Regions from separate parts of the Homo sapiens genome. Here all the other regions are linked to region 1. The links are chromatin contacts, found by Hi-C or POLR2A ChIA-PET in ENCODE. All regions are on one chromosome and are shown on one strand. Each heading gives the region's core, a stretch centred on a gene start or an enhancer-like site at or near the end of the contact. The rest is flanking DNA. Distances are from core to core; before and after follow the strand shown. Region 1 has its middle 16 kb from the start of LINC02257. Region 2 has its middle 9.6 kb from the start of TRT-TGT2-1. Region 3 has its middle 130 kb from the start of DUSP10. Region 4 overlaps DUSP10 (dual specificity phosphatase 10).

The links. A loop is a pair of places that touch in the nucleus more often than their neighbours do. ChIA-PET counts read pairs that join two places held with the same protein, here RNA polymerase II (POLR2A). Pooled maps may share reads with other maps.
Region 2: a loop to region 1 is called in a map of IMR-90, with 4 times the contacts of the local background. The contact joins two enhancer-like sites. A Hi-C loop is called at or near these places in 14 of 168 maps with a recorded cell type or tissue (CD4-positive, alpha-beta T cell, CD4-positive, alpha-beta memory T cell, CD8-positive, alpha-beta T cell and 9 more), 5 of 37 single-sample maps with no recorded cell type and 15 of 50 pooled maps. POLR2A ChIA-PET finds 5 or more read pairs at or near these places in 2 of 52 experiments (MCF 10A and PC-9).
Region 3: a pooled map shows a loop between it and region 1 (4-fold over the local background). The contact joins two enhancer-like sites. A Hi-C loop is called at or near these places in 1 of 168 maps with a recorded cell type or tissue (naive thymus-derived CD4-positive, alpha-beta T cell) and 3 of 50 pooled maps. POLR2A ChIA-PET finds 5 or more read pairs at or near these places in 2 of 52 experiments (PC-3 and T-cell).
Region 4: a loop to region 1 is called in a pooled map, with 10 times the contacts of the local background. The contact joins two enhancer-like sites. A Hi-C loop is called at or near these places in 1 of 37 single-sample maps with no recorded cell type and 10 of 50 pooled maps. POLR2A ChIA-PET finds 5 or more read pairs at or near these places in 5 of 52 experiments (AG04450, MCF 10A, activated CD4-positive, alpha-beta T cell and 2 more).

Annotation. Positions count from the first base shown.
Region 1 is chr1:221,992,393-221,996,225 of GRCh38, forward strand. No RefSeq gene overlaps it. Among named protein-coding and RNA genes, the nearest start is that of LINC02257, 16 kb to the left of the region's middle. RefSeq lists an enhancer at 47-96. Within about 2 kb of position 1,944, at least 3 of the 41 ENCODE cell types and tissues checked have a DNase peak (open chromatin) inside an H3K27ac peak, as active enhancers do; they include IMR-90 and mammary epithelial cell, where a contact is called at or near this core.
Region 2 is chr1:222,453,491-222,457,323 of GRCh38, forward strand. No RefSeq gene overlaps it. Among named protein-coding and RNA genes, the nearest start is that of TRT-TGT2-1, 9.6 kb to the right of the region's middle. RefSeq lists an enhancer at 1,895-1,944. Within about 2 kb of position 2,046, at least 10 of the 41 ENCODE cell types and tissues checked have a DNase peak (open chromatin) inside an H3K27ac peak, as active enhancers do; they include IMR-90 and mammary epithelial cell, where a contact is called at or near this core.
Region 3 is chr1:221,610,537-221,614,369 of GRCh38, forward strand. No RefSeq gene overlaps it. Among named protein-coding and RNA genes, the nearest start is that of DUSP10, 130 kb to the right of the region's middle. Within about 2 kb of position 2,120, at least 7 of the 41 ENCODE cell types and tissues checked have a DNase peak (open chromatin) inside an H3K27ac peak, as active enhancers do.
Region 4 is chr1:221,723,315-221,727,147 of GRCh38, forward strand. The region is part of intron 2 of DUSP10 (dual specificity phosphatase 10); the gene reads right to left. Among named protein-coding and RNA genes, the nearest start is that of DUSP10, 17 kb to the right of the region's middle. RefSeq lists an enhancer at 3,210-3,279. Within about 2 kb of position 1,802, at least 12 of the 41 ENCODE cell types and tissues checked have a DNase peak (open chromatin) inside an H3K27ac peak, as active enhancers do.

The sequences.
Region 1 (3,833 bases), core at 694-3,193:
AATGTATTTATCCTATGAAAATGCTTAATAGGAGGCCAGTAGGCTGCAGAAACTCCAGCACCCTGGGTCTCTTCCTAAGCAAACCAAAACCCAACTCAATGTAAACAGTGAAACAAAGCTTAAGCTTATCCTATCAGAAATCACCAAGTAGCTTCTAACTAGGGACTTTACCAATCAGAAACCACCAACTAATCTCTAACTAGGGACTTTCCATTTTAACCAATCAAATGCTTCCTCTGTCTTTCTTTCACAAACACCGTATAAAAGTATCCCCTTCGCACCCCTTCAGTGGAGTGCCAAACCACTTGTGGTCTAATGCTGCCCAGGTCATGAAATGCTGAATGCTCAAACTCATTAGAATGTTAATATGCCTAAGTTCATTTTTTAACAATCCTTACATTAATCTTAAGAGGTAGATATTGTTTTCCACAATATAAAGCTAAGCAAAGTTGGGCATGAAGAGAGTAATACATTCCCTTGTGTCCACAGAGTTAGCACATGATGGGGCAGTGATCAGGCCAAGGTGTATTGGATTCTATAGCATTCCCTCTTCGAGATGTGAAATTTTACCTGGACCCTAAACAATCACAAAGATGTCTCCCATTAGTGAAGGGGAAGTTTCTCCGAGTAGAAGGAGCTAAAAGAACAAAATCAGAGAGTTTGGATTACACTAGTGGTCACAACGTAAAGGCAGACACAGGCAGTCTCAGGACATAAGGTTGGAAGACAGGTAACTCCAAATGTTCTAGATGCTCTTCTGGGCTGCTGTGCTCTAGGGACTGAGGAGCTATGGAAATGGGAGCAACTTGACTTGATTTTTGCCCTTTAAAGCTGCTTCTTTAACAACAGTGTAAAGCAGTGGTCCCCAACATTTTCGACATCAGGGACAGGTTTGTGGAAGACAATTTTTCCACAGACCGGATTGGAGGGATGAATGAAGTGTATTACATTTATTGTCCACTTTATTTCTATTATTATTACCTTGTAATATATAATGAAATAATTTTACAACTCATCATAATGTATAATCAGTGGGAGCCCTGAGCCTGTTTTTCTGCACTACAAGGTCCCATCTAGGGGTGATGGGAGACAGTGACAGATCCTCAGTCATTACAGTCTCATAAGGAGCACACAACCTAGATCCCTTGCATGCACAGTTCACAATAGGGTTCATGCTTCTATTAGAATCCAATGCCAACACTGATCTCACAGGAGGTGGAGCTCAGGTGGTAATGCCAGTGATGAGGAGCAGCTGTAAATACAGATGAAATTTTGCTTGATTGCCTGTCTCTCACCTGCTACTGTGAGGCCTGGTTCCTAACAGGCCATAGACTGATACTGGTCCATGGCCCAGGGATTGGAGACCCCTGGTGGAAAGGATGAATTAGAAAAGAGTGAGATTGTGTTCATTCATTTACTCATTTGCAGGCACTCATGAAATGATACTGGGGAAAGGAGACCAGTGAAAAAATGACAGCAGTAGCCCAGAAGAGAGATGATGAGGACATGAGCCAAGCTCTTGCTTCCCTGTCTTTGACATTTCAGTACATGGAGAAGACCTAGGAAAGCCCATAGGGCATATGCTTGGAATTCTGAGAGCTATCGGGAGGTCTAAAGTAACCCCTGAGCCAAGATCTTTGGGGCTACATAATAGAAATGAATTTAAACTAGACCTGAAGGTTTGTACCTTTTTACAAGAATGCTTCAGAAACAGACCTGGTCCTCAAAGCTTCAAGGCCCAATGGGGATTCTTATCTCCTTTGGGAAGGAACTAGGGAGTCTTGATTCAAATGTCTCCGGACCCTCCCGAATATATATCCTCTTAACAGAAGAAAGAGCTGTTCTCGCTTAACCAGGCCTCTAATGCTAGTTAGAAAAAGAACAGGGTTCTAAGACATCAACTGCTTGCCTGAAAGGGGAAGAGAATCAGCTGACTCATATACTGGTCCTTTTAGGCTGCATGGTTTGAGTCATGATGCTCAGGAGAGTTTCCAGCACAGCAGACCTCAGGGAAGGCAGGGCTTAAATCCAGGTAGCCCACTGTGGAGTCAGGAAAGCTGTAGGGACAAACTGGAAGTTGATGGCAGAGAGGTGTTTTCACTGAGGTGCAGATCAACACAGCACCATCCTACAGCCCCATGGAGTCCAAAGGGAGGCCAAGAGGATGTGGAAAGAGTGAGATGGTACACCCACTTCCTAGAGTTGCACTGACTTTTAGAGTTGCACTGACTCTAAAAGTGATCAGAAAATGGAAATGATGGTGTTTCCTGTTCAGTTTGAGACCCAAGTAACTGGCCTCATCTTCACCTCTATCAAAGAACTCACTTCTCAACTTGACTCTCAACCAGTACCTATTCTTCCTCCCATTACTTAGACGGGCGACAAGGTTAATGCACAGCTCACTAAGAGTTAGATAACCTAGAAGAGTCAGAAGAGTTCTGGTTCCTTCTCTGCCACTTACTAGATCTCTGGCTTAGCCTCATTTGCTTTGTCTTTTTATTACAAAAACAAAGAAACTATAAAATGATGGGTTTAGAAGAACAGACTTCCCTTTAAGGTCTCTTCCAGTTATAACAATCTCTTATTTGATTCATTCTCCAAGCCTCCCACTCCTTACTGCACTTATTTTAATCTTTTTTTTTCTCCTTTCTCTGTGTTTTCTTGCTTATGAAATGAGTGTGTGTGAGTAATGTTCATATGCTGATGAACACAGTTGGGTCTTTGTCGTCCGTGATAATGAGAAATGGATCATGTGGATAACCCCAAACTGAAAACACTGTTCAAGTATGTGACGGAGGAACATTCCAGTCTGACTAACAATCTAATGTTTAGTTAGGGCTGCACTCACTGAGTATCCATTATCTAGTTAGCAGGATGGGCAGAGAGAAGTTAACTGGGTTAACTGGGTTAGTTTGTGAAAAATAGGGACTGATGCTGCGATGTGCACATTGGCCGAGTCTCCTCCACTAAGCAATGGCTTGTTTTGTAAATTAGACTTGCTTGGTTTGTGCGATTAATACTACAATGGCCAGTGTTTAGGACATGCCCAGGGACAGGAGTGGAGGCTGCAGTAAGAAAAGAAAAGATAATTGCTAGAGATTTTAGGAGACTGAGGGACTCAGAACCAAGAAGGGTCACAGTACCTTGGGTCAAGAGTGGCTCAGCCAGCAGTGACGAGGGCATGGCCCCTCCTCTGGGCTCTGCTGTCACCTTGATTCACCCTACAGGTGGCTCTGCACTAAGGAAACCCCCTTGGACATTTACCAGATGGAATTAGACCTCACAGATAGGGGAGCCACTGTGTGCCCATATGCACCTCTGATTCTGCAGCCTGGCCAGGCCAGCTTTTCTGGAATGAAAATGGGTAAGAGGATGCTTCAGGGCTATTTGTGACCATTTCCCTAGGACTCATGTCCTGCTATGCTCCCTGCCCACTCCACTAGCAATCTGGTCTCTAACAAGCCCCTCATGCTCAATTACCCCTTATCAGTTGGTGGAGACATGTGGCATGGGTGTCTCAGGTGAGTTTAAATGTAAATTTGAGCTGAGTCAAGATATTATACAAAGCTTGTGGGAGGCTGAGGTGGGCAGATCACTTGAGATCAGGAGAGTTCGAGACCAGCCTGGCCAACATGGTAAAACCCCGTCTCTACTGAAAATACAAAAATTAGCCAGGTGTGGTGGGGGCGGGGGGGGCACCTGTATTCCCAGCTACTTGAGAGGCTGAAGCCAGAGAATCACTTGAACCCAGGAGGCAAAGGTTGCAGTGAGCCTAGATCGTGCCATTGCACTCCAGCCTGGGTGACAGAGATTTGGTCTCAAAAAAAAAAAAA
Region 2 (3,833 bases), core at 796-3,295, 460 kb after region 1:
CCTAAAGAGGCGCTGGTCCAGGAAGCCCTGGTTCAGTATCCCAGTGGCTGAGGTCTGACCTGTAGCCTGTTCTCAACCAAATGGAGGAAGATGGGGGGTCACTCAGGCCCAGACCAGAAAGCAGGCTCACCGCCCTCTTACTTGCTGTCAAATTTCCTAACCAGTCATTAGAAGAGTCACTCTGTGGGACACCCAGTTGAGTCCATGCTATTAATAACATAATAAATGTGTGCAACTCAGGATAAAAATAATTCTCTGTACCTACATAGAAGGATGTGTGCATGGGCCTGTATGTCCTTTGAAGCACCATTAATGATTGAACAAGAATTCATTGCACCTTTTTTTTCCAGAGCAGCCTCTGACACTTTATAATCTGAGAAAAAAATGGCAGAACTTCTGCATCTCATGTGGAGCAGTTGAGTTTCCTGCCCACTTGTTTTCTCAGATAAACCCGAGTCAGGCTCCCAACTCTCCAGCCCACCCACCCAGGACTTTGCGCAGAGATTTGCCTTCATTTCCTCATCTGTACCCGGTGTGACAACACTTACCTTGCAGGTAGTCATGAGCATTAAATAGAGGAAACTAATCTTCCTAAAGTGCTGGTATCGTGCTTGCTGTTCCAACCCTGATAGCCATCATTACATTATTACAAGTCAAGCTGAAGGGCAGGAGAATAAATTGTAAGAATTTATTAAGCGTGGGTAGGGACCGAGTCTGGGCAGCCACAAGCAAAAATGGGAAAGGGATTCGCATGGTGGGAATGGCATTTGCCCATCTCCATTTTCGAGGCCTCTCTCTGGGTTCAACAGTTCTTCTAAGATCACATATGGCTGTCTGGCCACTTTAGTTGTAAGCTTTCTCTGCTTCCAAGAGATGTGAACTCATTTCAAGCAGCTCATTGGCAGCCCTCCTGCCCATTCTATGCATATTTTACAGAGGAGAGCTTTGAAGCTTAAGCAAAATGGCATTTGCAAGGTCACAGAGCTCACTGGTGGCAGAGCTGGGATACAGGACTATTGGATTCAAAGCCCCCCACCCACTCTTTACCTCCCTCCCCTTTCTAAAGCATGACCCACTGGAGCTTTCACGGTGGGGGCTATAGATTGTGGAAAAAAGTGGCAACATGACTGTGAACTTGCATCTGATCCAGTGATTCCAAATTCCCTTACAATTGAGGCAGAGACTCCGCCAAAGGGACTGGTGAGCCCTGTGACTGGCCCCATCACCATGACAACACTCCTGTTCCAGCGCCTCAAGGGATCTCCACTCTCCTACCTTCTCACGTAGGTGGGAAAGGTGGCGTCCTCACCTACATGTACGGCCAGGACTCCCATAATTTAAGAAGAGCCAGCTAGATCACTAAAATGGTCTCCATGCTACACGTTACAACTGCACATCTCAGCACCCAAAGCCTTCACTGGAGAGAGAAAACCGTGCCTGGGTGACTCGTGACTCGACATTGGCTCCGGACGTGTCAGTACAGAGGAACGTCGGTACCGGATCCCAGACATAGGGCTGAGCCCAGCTGGTTCTCATTCTCTTCTGGGGCCAGGCCTGCTGCTGGTTTCATTTAATTGAATATTTTGATTGTTTGATTTCTGTAGCCAGAAGCCTGTAGGCAGTAAATGCCCTTTTCCATCAGTTCAAGAAAGAAAATGTACCTGCCGAGGTAGTATCTGCTTCGCTGAGCTGCTGACTTATTTTAAGAACTAAATCTTTCCTGTTACTATATTTTTCACTCTGGGGTGTGCGCGCTCCAAGACTGACAGTAACTCAGGTCTAGGACAGGAGCGTCCTCTCGGCGATGACTTAGCGCCACCTACTGACCACTTGCTCAACAGCGGCCACGTTCAGCAACCACGGTGATCTCGACAGACACGAAAATGTTCTGTGCTCTCAACGAGAAGTTCTGCATGTATTCTTCCCTTCTCACATAGCAGAGCTTGCCTAGCAGAATTGTGCTCCTTTTATTTTTTAATATAAGTAAGTTAAGACACAGGGCTCCAGCAAGAAAGCTGAGCAAGTTCTCCATTTGGCAACTGTTTCATACTTCCCGACTTTGGCGGCTGTCATTTATAAATGATGAGCTCATGAGTGAGGAGGCTGATGCAACCCCCAGGGGCCCAAAACACAAGCATGGAGAAAGACAGCCCTCCTGTGGGATCTGATGCAATCGTCTTGTCTTCTTTAGGCTTTGATACCAGTGTTTCTAAACTTTAGGTGCAAGATTATCCTCACAGCACCTCTAAGGAGTATAAACCCCAGGGTTATTACTTACCGGTTACCACAGCAACTCATATGTAAAGAGTTGGAAAGTCCTTCCTCTGTGGTGATTGAGAGTAGACATGGAGCTGTTTGCAACCCCCTAAACACATTGCCCCCTTGCCACACAATAGCAAAAATTGAGAATTATCATCCTGTCACCACCCAGTGGCTCTGGGCCCTCAAGCTCCCAATTACTTACAGATATCTACAGCAGAGTCTCTTGACCTTCGCACCATCGGGTCAGATAGGTCTTTGTTGTTGGGAGGCTGCCTGCGCATTATGAGCATTTAGTAGTATCCTTGGCCTCTACCCACTGGTGTCACTGGCACCCCACCACTGTCCCCAAACCTCCACCCCTGTTATAACAATCAAAATACCTATAGACATTGCCAAATGTTTCCTGGGGGTACAAAATCACCTCTGCTTAAGAACCACCTATCTGGAAGGCAAATACATGGAATATAAGAAGAACAACAACAGTAATAATTACTAGTACTGCTATCATTTAAAAGGTAAAATTGCACCACCAGCTAATGGATAAGTCATCGGCTTCCTAAAAGGCACTAATTACGTGCTGAGACTTTTATGGCCTTATCTTATTTAGTCTTCACAACCAAGAAACCAGTCTGTGTTGACAAAACATTCACATTACAAGGAAACTGAAGATCAGAGATGCCAAGTAACTTGGCCAAGGGTGCAGAGCTGTCAGTGGCTGAACTACCATTTGAAACCAGACTTTCCTGACTGTAAAATCTGAGCCTGTCACCACCTCCAGATCCTGAGGTCACATAGCACAGATAGTTCTGGAACAGTCCTCACTCTCAAAAGTTCTGCCAGAGTATGCTAGCACTATTCAAATAATATATCTAGATTTAGATTTAAAGACATAAAGACTGTAGCTATCCTCTGTAAGAAATTGACCCAAAGTGTGACTGCTGTGGAGGTTTTCCAATAGGGGAATAGAGCGGGCCAGAGTCTTGGCCAGTAATTGACTGTATGGCCTTTATTTGGGGTCAGTTACTTAAGCTCTTGAAGTCTCTTCTTGTTCATATATAAGATAAAAAATTTTGTCAGAGCAATGGTACTCAACTCTGGCTGCACATTAAAATCACTTGGGTAGCTTTTTGCCATGGTTTGGATCTGTGTCCCCACCCAAATCTCATGTAATCCCCAATGTTGGAGGTGGGGCCTGGTGTGAGGTGGGATTGGATCATGGGGGCAGATTTCCCCCTTGGTACTGTCCTCAAGATACTGAGTTCTCATGAGATCTGGTTGTTTAAAAGTATGTGGCACCTCCCTTCTCTTTCTCTTTTGCTCCTGCTCCTACCGTGAAGACATATCTGCTCCCCATTTGCCTTCTGCCATAATTGTAAGTTTCCTGAGGTCTTCCCAGAAGCCAAGCAGATGCCAGCATTGTGCTTCCTGTACAGTCTGTGGAACCATGAGCCAATTAAACCTCTTTTCTTTATAAATTACCCAATCTTGGGTGTTTGTTTGTGGCAATATGAGAATAGCCTAATACAGAAAATTGGTACCAGGAGTAGGATATTGCTATAAAGATACCCAAA
Region 3 (3,833 bases), core at 870-3,369, 380 kb before region 1:
AGGATTGTGGGTTAGTTTTATTTTCTTTTCACTTGAATGTATTTCTAAGTTTTATGCAATAATCTCATATTACTTTTGTAATAAGAAAAGTCCATAAAAGTTCATTAAATTTTAATAAAATGCATATGATGTCATAGGAAAAATTTGAGAAGATATACAGCAAAAACAAACAGCAGTTATTTATCTCTGGGTATAGTATAAAGGGAGTTGTATATTTTCTTCTTTTTGCTTCTTAAGACTTTCCATACTTTTAGAATGAGTGTATATGTCTACAGTGAAAGAAAATAAAATGTTATTTGCAAGAACTTTTTGCTACTCTGGGCATGGTGGCTCACACCTGTAATCCAGCACTTCGGGAGGCCAAGGCAGGCGGATCACTTGAGGTCAGGAGCTGGAGACCAGCCTGGCCAACATGGCGAAACCCCATCTATACTAAAAATACAGAAATTAGCCAGGCATGGTGGTGCATGCCTGTAATCCCAGCTACTCGGGAGGCTGAGGCAGGAGAATCACTTGAACCCGGGAGGTGGAGGTTGCCCAGATCCTGCCACTGCACTCCAGCCAGGGTGACAGAGCAAGACTCCATCTAAATAATAATAATAATAACTTTTTTGCCCATCAAGTCACAGGGGCAAAAGTCTCTTTGAATAACCATGTGCCCTAGAAGAGTCACTTAGAAGGTTCTAAGAAGTTGGTAAATAGACTATAAAGATCAAAGAAGTACTTGCTCTCATAAAAATTGTCACTGAGGAAAAGAAGGCAGTAAATTATAGCAATATATTGATCAGAATCCAGGTCAAGTAAATTTTGCACCCAAAATATCAAAGCTGGATTCATACTGCTCACTTCCACCTGTGAATGTCTAGCTACATATAGTTTTTAAATTTACAAAATAATACTGAAATGTCAGATTAGCAGACCAAAAAAAAATTTTTTTTCAAGAGAATAGTTGCTTTAGACCCTCACAGCTTTATCCCCTACTAAAGTCAACACGTAAACTGAACTTTGAAAAGATATTTTATGTGTTGCAGGCAATTTTCACAGATGGAAATTAACTGAGTTAGTAAAATTCTGAATTACAGAAGATTCTAAAATAATTGTGATTGTAATACTGTTTCATACAGTAACAGCAGTTGTGTAAACTGTTGACCCAAGTAGGGTCTGAATTAATGAGTAAAAAAAAAGAAGTAATGCCCTTACATTTGTATAACATTTACCAACATATAAAGCATTTTCATATTTGCTTATTTAATTACAATGCTGTGAAGCAGTTAAGAAAAACTCTAATGTCGGCAGATTTCCCAGCATCACAAAGAATATAAATGTGGTAGAGCAAGACCTTGACCCTTGATTATCAGCCTCCAAAGCCAATACTCTTCACATCACAAAACTCTGTTCCAGTTCTAATTAATTACAGATCATTGACAATAAACAATTTATTGGCTGAAGTCCATATAATCATTTCCTCTGATTTATTTTACGTTTCTTCTTCTTAACTGCCTTTTACATGGCAGCTGCAGAGATACACTGCTATCAGGCCTGGATTGAATTATTATACATTCCTACTGAGTGAAATCACAATTGATAAGGCTTTGGTATAATTGAAAAGATTGTTGGCGTGTTTTGTTTTATTTAATTGCATCAAGAAGCCTGAGAAGAAGTGGGAAGCTGAAAGCAAGAGCAAGTGACTAGGAAGGGAACAGGATGAACAGCACTGCCCAGGGACTTTAAAAGAAGAATCTGGAGGTGTGACAAGATAAGAGAGGGACTGGATGAGTGGGTCTGATGTGCGACAAGATAAGAGAGGGACTGGATGAATGGGTCTGATATGCGACAAGATAAGAGAGGGATTGGATGAATGGGTCTGATGTGAAGAGGATAAGAAAGTCACAGAAGCAGCTGGTTCTGTTATGCCACACTCACAATAACATAAAAAGCCCACATAGCACAGACTAATTTGGCAGTAATCTGAAATAGAAATGCATTAATCCAATTACTCTTCTTGGCAGCCCAAACCACCTACTACCTACGAGCTTTTAGAATCTTAACTCCAGGGCTAGGATGACAAAATGAGTTCCCAGAATAAACAAATCCCATTTTAGGGCAGGATGAGTCATCTTGGGAGGCCTTTATGGCCAGGGGCCATGTTTCCTCCCTGACGTGAATGAAGCCAGCTTCCTACTTTGTGTCTAGGAAGCCTCTCCCTCCTCTGTCCTATCCTCTAACCAGTGCCCACAGCTTTGAAAGATAAACCAAAGTTTGTCTTTTTTCATTTATAGTCACAGTTGTTGCTCATCTCATGGACAAGATTTCTGCTATCCTCAGATGTGTAGATTAGTCAAATATGGGTGTGTAACATCTCAGATGATTGAATTTATAAAACATTGCTGGGCTAGAGAAGGAATATTATTAGGCACTACCTGGGGAGAAATTGAAGATAAATATCTTAAAATTTGAGAATTGGAAAAAATGTTGATTTCTTTTTTTGTGTGGCAGTGAAGCCTTTCCTTCTTGCAGATAAATAGTTAAAATATATAAAACTGGAACTTGATCTATTTCAAAAACATGAGATTTTATAATTAGAAAGAACCTACAAATGAGATAGCAAATAGTTCATATTTCACCTACGGATGTGACCAGTTTTTGGTGACCATCTGCGTCATGTTGAGATGAATGGATGTGTTTGGGCTTAGGCAAAAAGGTGGTCATGATGGATGGATGGATTGCTAATGGCTGCTCTCAAGTTCACTATTGTAAATTTTAAACACAAATAAAATCCTACAGTGGTCACATAATGTGACAATGGTAGTAACTCAAGTTCTTTTTCTTTGTCTTTACAATCACTGAACCATCATATTTGTCTCCAATCTACTGTTCAGATTTGGTACTATGTAGCATCACAGGGCTTGGAGATAAACTGCACTGCACTCGAAGCAAGCTGGAATCATTCTAAATCATCACAAACTTCCCCTCAAAACAAATGGCTGTAGTTGAGTCCACACATTGTTCCTTATTGACTATATACTGGAGAGTTCCTCCAACTTACTTCGGAATACAATACAATGTTTGTAAAAGAACATAATGTTTATTAAACACATCAATAAGAAAAATGAGCTAATTTGAAACTTACATATATGTTATTAGAACAAACTAGTAACTGTTTAATTATTTAGAGCTTAGGAAAAATGTTTTTCAAGGAAGATATTTTATGATTGACTTTTTTTTAGAATTGCTTGCATCCTGTGAAGACAGACAAGCCAACTTTAGTGAGCTTTTTTTTAAAAAATTATTTTCTATAGACAGTGCATCCCCTTATTGCCTACCTCTGGGCAGACAGCTCCCAAAAGCCCATGCCTACACGCTGCCCATGGCATCTATGCAGGTATTTGACACCCTGATCCTCTATAATCCTCATTCTATGAGCCCCAGTAAAATGACCTATGTAAGATAGTGCAGGTACAGAGCTGGGATTAATACTTCAATTACTTGAATCAGAGGTTGATCTAATTTAATAGATAATCCCAGTTTTTCCTCTGAACTGCAGTGCCACCTCTGTCAAGTATCAACTTTCCATCTAAGTATGAATCTATTTCTGTGCTCCCTATTCTGTTCAATTAATCAATATGCCTATTCCCATGCCAATGTATCTAGCATAATGAAGAAAAACCCTGGATATCAGGTAGGGTAGGTGCCCACCATGATTATTTTCCCTCCAAATTGCCATGGATTTTTGTTGGCTCTGATTTTCTTCATTAAAAATTGTAAGACCAGGCTATCTGGTTCAATGGAGAAAGTTGTTGCGATTTTGATTGGAATTTTGTTTGAATTTATAG
Region 4 (3,833 bases), core at 552-3,051, 270 kb before region 1:
ATGGTGTTACAGAGATAAGCAAGTTAAGCTGCAGCACTTAGCTCTCTCAGCTGCTGTTCTCCTAATACATACATCCAAATAAAAGGCAGTCTATTCTTGCAATACTGCAATATAATTCTGAAACTGACTAAGCAGAGTCAGTGCAGACTCCCCAAGTTAAGGCCACAGTCTCAAATAAGAATGCCTTCACTTCCAGATGCTAGCCACAGGTTCAGGGGTTCCCAGGCCACCCACACTTCTAGCCAACTGGTTATAAATTCTGTGGCTTCTACAATGCTTCAGGCTTGATAATTCACTAGAATGACTCACAGAACACAAGCCCTATCTTTATGATGATAGTTTTTATTATAAAAGCTACAAATCAGGAAGAGCCAGATAAAGACACATACAGGGCAATATCTGGGAGGGTCCTGCATATGGAGCTTCTAGGCCCTCTCCTTGTGCAATCAGGACACATTGCCCTGCTGACACAGCAATGTGTTCACTAGGAAGTTTAACTGAGCTTTGGTGTCCAGAGTTTTTATTGGGTTCCATTACTTAGGCATAATTAAATTATTGGCCTTGTGATTGAACTCAATCTTCAGTCCCACTCTCTTCTGCTGAAGAAGATGAACTAATACAAAGCCCTGACCTTCTAATCATGTGGATGTCTTTCTGATGATAAACTCTTATCCTGAGTCATCGCATTAACATAAACACAGGTGTGATCCAAGGGGCTCATCATGCATAACAAAGACACTCCTAACACTCGGGGAGTTCCAAGGGTTTAGAAATTATTTCCCAGGAACTGAGGACAACGGCCAGACAAATTCTCTATTATACAACAGTTTCTTAGTGATGAAGGGTGTGGGCTCTGGAGTCAGGCAGGTCTGAATTTGGCATTGTGCTGTGAGACCTTGGGCAACTTACCTAACCTCTCTCAGCCTCAATTGCCTCATCTAAAAAGTGGGGATAATAATACTGTTATTACCACATTGAGATCGGCAACATTTGATAGACATGGAATTCAGGCTACTATAATAACAAGCATTTTTTTTTTCTAGTAGCTGCATTCAAGAAAGTAAAAACAAACAGGTAAAATATTGCTAATATATTTTTCTTAACATGTGCAAATATCATTTCAAGAGTCAATATTAAAACAATTACTAATGAAATATTTTACATTATTTTCTATATAAAGTCTTGAAATCTGGTATATATTTTACACCTACAGCACATCTCTGTTTGGACTGGCCCCATTTCAAGTGCTCAATGGCCACGTTTGGCTTGCAGCAAGGCTACTATATTGGACGCTGCAGATAGATTTAATACTATTGCTATCCCCATTAAATGAGTTAATGCTCAGTGTCATAATTGTTCCCATTCTACAAATGTTAACTAAAATATGTGTTTGTTTGCATGTGAATGTGTGTGCATGCACATGGAGGGGTAGTGACCAATGACTAAAATCTACGGTGCTATAAGCCACACTACACCAGGAAGTCATTCGGCTCCCATGGAACATCAAATAGCCACTCTATTTTCAGGAAAAGAAACACTTCAACTTGGAGAAGAGAGGCTCTCTGATCGATTAACTACAGCATGCTCTTTTATTTCAGCACTCCAACATCTCCCAGTGCACGTTTTAATATGAGCCAAATCAAGTAGCCACGACAATAGCTTTGAATGAGAAAAGACACCCCAAAAGCAGTGCGCAGATACATGGGGATGCCTGAAGGAGCTCAGAATGGCTTAAGGAGTAGGGGGAAGAAAAACTGCAGAGAGGAGCTTTGACTCACTGAGTCATTGAGCAACTGTTCTGTGCCCTCTCAGGCTACTTCCCACAGCCACCGCCCAGCCAACAGCTAGCTGCACCCAGCCAATCACTCACTCCACTCCCTGGAAAAAGCTCCACATTGGGAAGCCAGAAGAATGTCACTAGCAAGAGATTGATTTCAAGGTAATTATTTAGGCAACTTTGTAGCATCTCATTCTCAGGCCTAAAAGTGTTCTCAAAGTTTGTTTTAATAAATGCATGTATTAATATGAAGTCTCTGTGTCTTTTAATAATGATATACCACATTCAGCTCCTCCCAATCTTTGTAAGAGAGGGCTTCCTGGACTCCATAACCACAGCATTCCTCCAGCTCTTTCTATTCACTGGAGCAGAAATGGGGCTTTCTAGCCATCCTCAAGGTAGGAATTAAGAGATTCACCTAGTAAGTGTACATGAATAGATTTTTACATAATATGCAAAATTAATTATAATATACTCAACCAATTCACATATTTTATCAAGGAAGACAAGCTAATTATCTGTCAAAGAATTATCTCCTATTTAAAGGGCACTTTACCTCAATTTGGCAAAATGAACTAATGGGAATTATCTTTCCATTCTGATGTGTTTTTGCTGCCTGTGTTTGCTTAAGCCCCTAGAAGACTTCAGCACTGCACTAAAACCTCAGGATTTAGAAAAGTTGAGAGGAAGGGAGACACAAACACATCTACTCAGCATCTCACTAAATCTACCTCTTGCTGCTTTTATTGTCCCTTTCAGAGTGTTTTATCTACAGTGTAAAACTGGGAGTGACTCATATTTATGAAATAAGGAGCCGTTGTTAGCCTTGCCAGATCATTCACTTCCACAATAGCTTCTGATTTTTAATAGCGCTGAGTGGTGCTTCCTCATGTCCTCACTCTATCCACCAAAGAGGTCCAAGATCTGCAATATGTGCCTTACAGGACATGTGGTAAACACACACATTCAGGATCAGTATCAAGACCTGTGGTCAAGGATAAAGATGTCCCTAAAAACTCACAACTTTGATAGGTATTTGGATCTTACACTCAGGAAAGAAAAGCAGAAGTTAAAAAGTGAAAGAGAATTGGGGGGAAAAATAAACTCAAACTGGCAACTAGCACCCAAAATGGCAGCTAGTACCCATTTCTCTAAATGGGGAGTGCAGTTGGGTGGGAAGGTGGAGAAAATTCCAAACAAGGGTTTCCTTCAAGAGGTTTCTCTTGTCATACCAAAACCTTGGAAACAATCTTAATTTATATTAATAGGCAAGTAAGTAAAATGTGGTAATAAGACAGGTTACAGCATTAAAGAAGAAAATCTATGATCACAACACAGGAAGCAAAAGTACATGCAATATAAAGTGAAAATGAATTTCAGTTACTATGTGAGAAACCCTGAAAAACATGCACATATATGGGTAGAGAACAAAAAGAAATGTAAAAATGAAACTAGGCCAGTCAGGGCGGGATTAGTAATATTATGTTTTTCTTTCTAAAATGTTCTTAATATCTTAACAATAAGTATACATAAAGTGTTTCTGCTAAGACTTTTATAAGATTTCCTTACATAGAAATAGCATATAATTTTTCAGCACAGCACTATTTCAGGAAAAAAAAAAAAAAAAACCCTATGTAGTTATCTATCCACCCCAAAAGAAACACTGGGTTTTTCCAAACTTTTAAACAAAAAGATCTACCAAGCATCAGAAAAGTATCTCCTACTTGTACTGCATTAGTGGTGACATCAAAGCATTTTACTGAACTATACCACTCATATATCAGTTGAATATAAGCAGATTATGAATTATTATTGTAGAGATTCAATATTATAATTATGGTTGATTTTCAATAAATGTTAGCTAGTATGCATTCGTTATTGTTCAAAGCACTTCTACATATGTTATCTAATTCTCAATTGAGCCCATGAGAAAAGAGCCATTACCCTCCCCATTTTATAGACAAGCAAACAGAGGCACAGAAAAGTGAATTTGTCCAAAATTATAATAATTGGCAAAATCAGAATTCAAACTCAGCAGCCTGGTTCCAGAATCTGT